Linked DNA regions of Homo sapiens: region 1 is linked to region 2. A link is a contact called in ENCODE Hi-C or POLR2A ChIA-PET data. All regions are on one chromosome and are shown on one strand. The core of a region is the stretch at or near the end of the contact, and the rest is flanking DNA. Distances in the headings are between cores, read along the strand shown.

Region 1 (3,068 bases), core at 104-2,603, 180 kb before region 2:
CCATTCAGTCTGATGTGAATACGCTTTGCTCTGGAGGAAGAAGCTCTGCTCATGGCAGACAGGCCTGATTGCCAGAAGTTACATTTCCTGTGAGTGAGCAGGGAAGCCACAGAAACTAGAGCCATGGGGTATTGGGGGCATCCCAGGTGAAATGAGGCTCTCACCACCTCAGAGGAGCCTTCCGCCCACAGATGAAGCATCCCAATGAGGGACAAGAGGGGCAGTTGGCACACAGCTCGCAAGAAGGCCTAGGCACCCTACCATCCCCTCTCCCTGCACTGGGGACCACCAGAGGCTCAGGGCCAGGGGAGAAAAGTGGCTCTACAATAAGGCTCTGCACAAAAGGGCCTCCCTTTTCAACTCCTCTCCATTTGCTCCAGCTGAGCCCAGCTTTATGCAAACAACACTCTTTTTTTTTTTTTTTTTTTTTTTTTTTTTGAGACGGAGTCTCTCCCTCTCGCCCAGGCTGGAGTGCAGTGGCGCGATCTCAGCTCACTGCAACCTCTGCCTCCCAGGTTCAAGCTATTCTCCTGCCTCAGCCTCCCTAGCAGCTGGGACGGCAGGCATGCGCCACCACGCCGGGCTAATTTTCGTATTTTGAATAGAGAGGGGGTTTCATCATGTTGGCCAGGCTAGTCTCGAACTCATGACCTCAAGTAATCCACCCAACTCGGTCTCCCAAAGTACTGGGATTACAGGTGTAAGCCACCGCTCCCGGCTGCAAACAACACTCTTAAGCTCAAAATGCAGGCTACTGGAGGGGTGGGGTGAGCCAACAGTTCATTAAGTGGCAGCAGGCCAGGGAAGCGGGGTCGGCGGGAACGGGAGGCAGCAAGGGGGAAGGGAACCTGGCTCTCAACCCACTGGAGCCAAAGTAAACTGTACTTCAAGGGACCCTGGCCCTAGGCGGAACGAGCCTGCGGCTGATGGGCCGCCCGCGTCTCCTTGCACCTGCCCTGGCGCCGCAGCCAAGGCGGCCCCTGCTCGGGCCCTGCGCTCCGGGGCGCGGGCCGAGATGCTCGCCCAAGAAACATGGCTGGCTGGAGCCTCCGGGCGCGGGAGGGACGCGACCGCCAGCCTGGGGAGGCGGGAAGGGGGAACTTGAACGCCCGGGCGGGCGGCAAGTGCAGCGCGTTCCAGCCGCTCCCCGGCGCGGCCACTTCCTCGCCTTCTCCTTCCTTCCCTTTCCTCCCTCTTTCCGTCTTCCCTCTTCCTCATTCCCGCCCAGTCTCCTTCCTCCCTTCCTAACCCCCTCCCCTCCCCTCTTCCTGCTGTCACTTCCAAACCCAAGGACAAAACCGTTACCTGCGGGCCCCGGAGCGGCCCCGGAGTTCGCCTCGGTCACTGCCGGAGCCCAGGCGCGCGCTCGGTGGCCGCCCGCCTCATCCCCGCGCGTCTGAGCGGCCCGGCGGCAGCTGCTCCTTTTATGGGGCTCGCAGGCAGTAGGCTCGGCCAGGGTGTCCCCAGCCCGCTCGGGCGGCAGCGGCGTCAATGCGCGCTATTCACACTCCGGGCTGCGGCTGGTACCCCTCTACACGCCCCCCGGGAGTGCGCGACTGCCTGCCCGCCCCCATCCTCAGGGCCTTGGACGGGGGTAGGGGTGGGAGACAAATATGGCTTTCAGGGCACCCACTAGGGGAAGGGAGTCACATGGTTCTGGCCCTGGGTAGCCAGGGTAAGAGGGGCCCACCAAGAGCTGCTAGCACCTTGAAATGAATAGGGAGGTGCCGGTCAAACACGGGAGTGTGGGGTTGACTTCGAAATACAGCAGGAAGAGAGCTGAACCTTTCATTATCATCATCACCACTATTTTACTTATGATTATCATTAAATAGCATCTGCCATTTTATTAAGTGATTACTATGAGCCAAAAAATTCTCTTCTGGTACAGAACATTTTAAAAGCCTGTGTGTTCTGGGTCCACCACCTGGCACTTTGGTTAATACAGACAGAATCACATCTTCCCTCTTCTCAGTGGAAACCTCTGCTGGCCCCATTCCATAGAAGAAAAGCTACCCACATTAGCTCTGCATTCAAGGGCCCTTAAGTTTCTATCCTGGTCCTACTCTTTAGCCTCAAATCTGATGCATCTCACCCTCAAGAGACCCCAGGAGGGGGTTAAGTATTTGTCTTTTTATTAAAGATCAGAAAGACAAAGCTCGGAGAGGTTAAGTAATTGCCAAAGGTCACTCAGCTAAGAAATGCTGGAGCAATGCCCCAGGTCAGTCCAAGTTCAAAGTCCTGGATCTTGGTCTCTCCATGCTACTGTTTTTAGTAAACTTCTAAGGCCAAGAGGGCATCACACCCTTTTGAGTTCTGGATGATATCTCACCTCTTCACTGGCAAGAATAAAACTTGAAAGAAATTGGACTCTCTAGGCCAAGAAGAAAATCCCAGAGAGCCCTGTTTGAACCTGTCACCTCCGGGCAGCTCTTCCTTTTATTCATATACAACTTTAGTTTTAGTTTCAGGTGGACCACAGCAATAGTGATGGGAAACAATCAATTTGACTAAACTGGGATTGGCCCCCAGCATGCTCACATCACTGCCTGGAATGGCAAGAAGAACTGGAATTCCCAAGGCTAAGCACCATAGCTCATGCTTACAATCCCAGCAATTTGGGAGGCCAAGACAGGAGGATCACTTGAGCCCCGAAGTTTGTGACCAGCTTTGACAACAGAGGGAGACCCCATGTCCACAAAAAAAAAAAATACAAAAATTATCTGGGTGTGGGGGCATGCACCTGTAGTCCCAGCTACTTGGGAGGCTGAGGTGAGAGGATTGCATGGGCCTAGGAGTCTGAGGCTGCATGAGCTGTGACTGTGCCACTACACTCCAGCCTGGGCAACAGAGACCCTGTCTTAAAAAGAAACGGAATTCCCAGTGATAGGTTTGGTTCTGTGTCCCCACCCAAATCTCATCTGGAATTGTAATCCCCATGTGTCCAGGGAGAGACCTGTAATCCCCATGTGTGGAGGGAGACAGGTAACTGGATCATGGGGGCGATTTCTGCCATGCTGTTCTCATGATGGTGAGTTCTCAGGAGATCTAAGAGTTTTATAAGGGGC
Region 2 (2,832 bases), core at 17-2,516:
AAAGTGCTATGACATGATTTCTGTTGTTAAAAACAGCTGCTGCTGTGTGGGAAACAGCAAGAAGAAAAGCTGAAAAGATGAAGAGAAGTAATTCACCCCTAAACATGGTAAGTTACTTCCTCAAACCCCAGGGCCTAAAATTCCAAATCCTGGAGAAATAAGTCAAACTAGATAGTCATTCAGCTAAGCAAAGAGCAGGTGTTCTGTGGCACAGCTGAACTTTTACCCTTCAAACAGTATTGTCAGAAGAGAAACAACTGTCCCAAAGAAATGATGCAAAGAAAAAACCGTATTTTTTAAAAAATTATTTTGTCTAGGACACCACTATTCTTAACACTTTTTTTAAAAAATCTTAAAGGAACTTGGGGATAAAACTTTTTTAACTGCATAAGCACTATTCCTCTAGTAGAACTTGAGTGTGTAATGAAGCCAATTGTTTTTTAAAATAGTAAGGCTTTACTGTGATTCCTAATCAATACTCATATGACATCTCCTCACAAAATGATCATTTACTGTGTTTAATAACTCTTGAGATTAAATAGGAATGACATGCAGTAAAACCTGACTAATTTTGATCTGATTAAATCAAGTTTTGCAAAAATTTGGACCTGGCATGGTCTGAATCTGTGTTCTGCATTATCCAATAAAAACAAATCTGTCCTACAAATTAGCAGTTAACAAAAAATGGAACGGGGGGGGGGGGGGGGATGATATTCACTCTGAAGAAAACAAGCCATCTACAAGTATATTCATATAGGACCAACACACTAATTATAAACTGCTTATCTATTCCTGACAGCAGGTCACTCCAAAATCTCTATTACATTATGTAAGCATACGTTGAGGTTGCCTGCACCTACATTGGTAAACAAACTATATTCATTTAAAAATATTTCCTGGCTGAAAGTTCTCAATGACTTCAGCTAACAATACAGTTAGGATCAAAGTTTGAGGTTGGCTAAAATCACATGAAATCACTATGTATGAGCATTTTGGGTATAATACTATGCACAGTAGACAATATAAAACATAAAACATATATATTTTATACAGTCATTTAAGATTTGGTTTTATCTGAATGTCTAAGTGGACTAACTTCCAGCCAAAGGTTTAGAAACAACACTGAATCTAACTCAGGGAAGAGCCACTGCCAATCCTGCTTTACTAAACATTACAACCACTACCCAGCAAGGCCAAATTCCTTGAGCAAATGTGTGTTTGCTGACCCTGGAACCCATCTTTGAAGCTCCCCATCGCTAATGAAAAGTGAACTCTACTTCCTGACCTTTTCAGCTGTTCTGGGAATCCAGCCATAACCAGAGTCTCCCAAGAGAATCTCTGAATTTGTCTACTGCAAATACAGCACTGCAATCTAAGCAGGAAACTGAACTAGATTTTAAAACAAGCCGTTAGCAACAAAAGGCAGAACATTAAAATCACCATGTAATACAATCCTGCTACCACTGACCTTTGGTTATATAAGTAGTTCAGAATGACTTGATTGAATAAGAGATGCTGTATTACTTTCTTTCTGTGACTAAACATTTTGGGGCCTCATGTTCAATTAGAAATTAAAATTTGGCCACACATACCAAGAGTCTAATTACATTTCTCAGCATCTGTCTTTCTTTCCAGGCCAAAAGAAAATATTTATGAAGAGCAGATTGAGACAAAATATACTGCTGTGGAATTGGTGAATATCTCCATTACATCATTTGCCTTTTAGGTGGTTTATCAGTTAGGAATGCTTTTGGCTGCAAATAAGAGAATCTTTGCATTAAGAGTAGCTTAAACAGTTAGTGGCTTATTTATCTCACAAAATCTGGAAGTGATCCCTGGGGTTGCTTCAGCTCTTCAACAATGCTATAAAAAAAAATGGCTTCCACCATTCTCAGCATGTGAATTTTCTTCCCCAAGCCTGTCACCTCATTTTCACAAGATGCTACTACCTTTCCAAGCAACATATCCTCATTTAAAGCAGGAAGCAGGAGACAGGGGCGAAATGACTATCTTCATGAGTATCCATCATCTTTACTAAGGAAGGGAATCTCTTCTACTTCCCCTCACGTCTCATTGGCCAGAGCTGGGTCGCATATACAACTCTAGACCAGTCACTGGTGTGGCAGAATGGACTGACGAGACTGGCTTAGACCAACTGTGATTCACGACGTATGACCTGGGACAGGCCTGCTTTGCCTGAGATCAAGTAATTGTGCTGACTAGACACAAAATCAGGGGTCAGTTAGCGGGAACAGGGAGAGATGCTACTGAGGAGATAAGGACAGCACTGTAACCCACAAATGTTTCCTAGAATGGAAAGATCTACGGATAAACAAATGAATAAATGGTCACTAAAAGAAAAAAGTAATAGTTCATTTTTGTTTTCTCTACAGCAAAATATTGTGAGAGGCTGAAGTGTTGTCAGAGCTGTAGAACAGAATCTGTTATTGTCTAACTCTCCCCACCCCCCCGGGGTTTTTGTTTTTTTTTTTCTTTTTAATAAGTGAAATGGTTACCTCCATTGTAGTTTTGCCAAATTCAATGAAAAGAATCACAATGAATCAAGTTACCTCTAGAGGCATCTTCTAGCCCCCAAATTTAGTTACTGGATAACTCAAAAGGTAACCACCGTGCAACAGGGCATTTCTTCCAGTTTCCCTGAAGGGTGATCAAAATGTCCATTTAAAACATATAACCCATACCCCATGATTTAATGACTGGTATATAAGTAAAAGGCTGAACTTACAAATACTCTCAAGAGAGAAACCCTGTCTTCAGAATGTAATAGCTTTGGAGCAAATATGGGAATGTTTGTTTGCCATGTCAGACATA

Evidence for each region. Hi-C counts contacts between places; a loop is a spot of excess contacts on that map. ChIA-PET counts read pairs that join two places held with the same protein, here RNA polymerase II (POLR2A). Pooled maps may share reads with other maps.
Region 1: a map of heart left ventricle shows a loop between it and region 2 (2.0-fold over the local background). The contact joins two enhancer-like sites. A Hi-C loop is called at or near these places in 1 of 168 maps with a recorded cell type or tissue (heart left ventricle) and 3 of 50 pooled maps. POLR2A ChIA-PET finds 5 or more read pairs at or near these places in 1 of 52 experiments (WTC11).

Annotation. Positions count from the first base shown.
Region 1 is chr3:65,548,103-65,551,170 of GRCh38, forward strand. All of the region lies in intron 2 of MAGI1 (membrane associated guanylate kinase, WW and PDZ domain containing 1), which reads right to left. Among named protein-coding and RNA genes, the nearest start is that of MAGI1-AS1, 340 kb to the right of the region's middle. Within about 2 kb of position 1,354, at least 5 of the 41 ENCODE cell types and tissues checked have a DNase peak (open chromatin) inside an H3K27ac peak, as active enhancers do.
Region 2 is chr3:65,728,430-65,731,261 of GRCh38, forward strand. The region is part of intron 1 of MAGI1 (membrane associated guanylate kinase, WW and PDZ domain containing 1); the gene reads right to left. LOC107986018 (a long non-coding RNA gene) reads right to left here. Exons shown (of 2, transcript XR_001740441.2): 2 at 1-2,832. Among named protein-coding and RNA genes, the nearest start is that of MAGI1-AS1, 160 kb to the right of the region's middle. Within about 2 kb of position 1,267, at least 5 of the 41 ENCODE cell types and tissues checked have a DNase peak (open chromatin) inside an H3K27ac peak, as active enhancers do.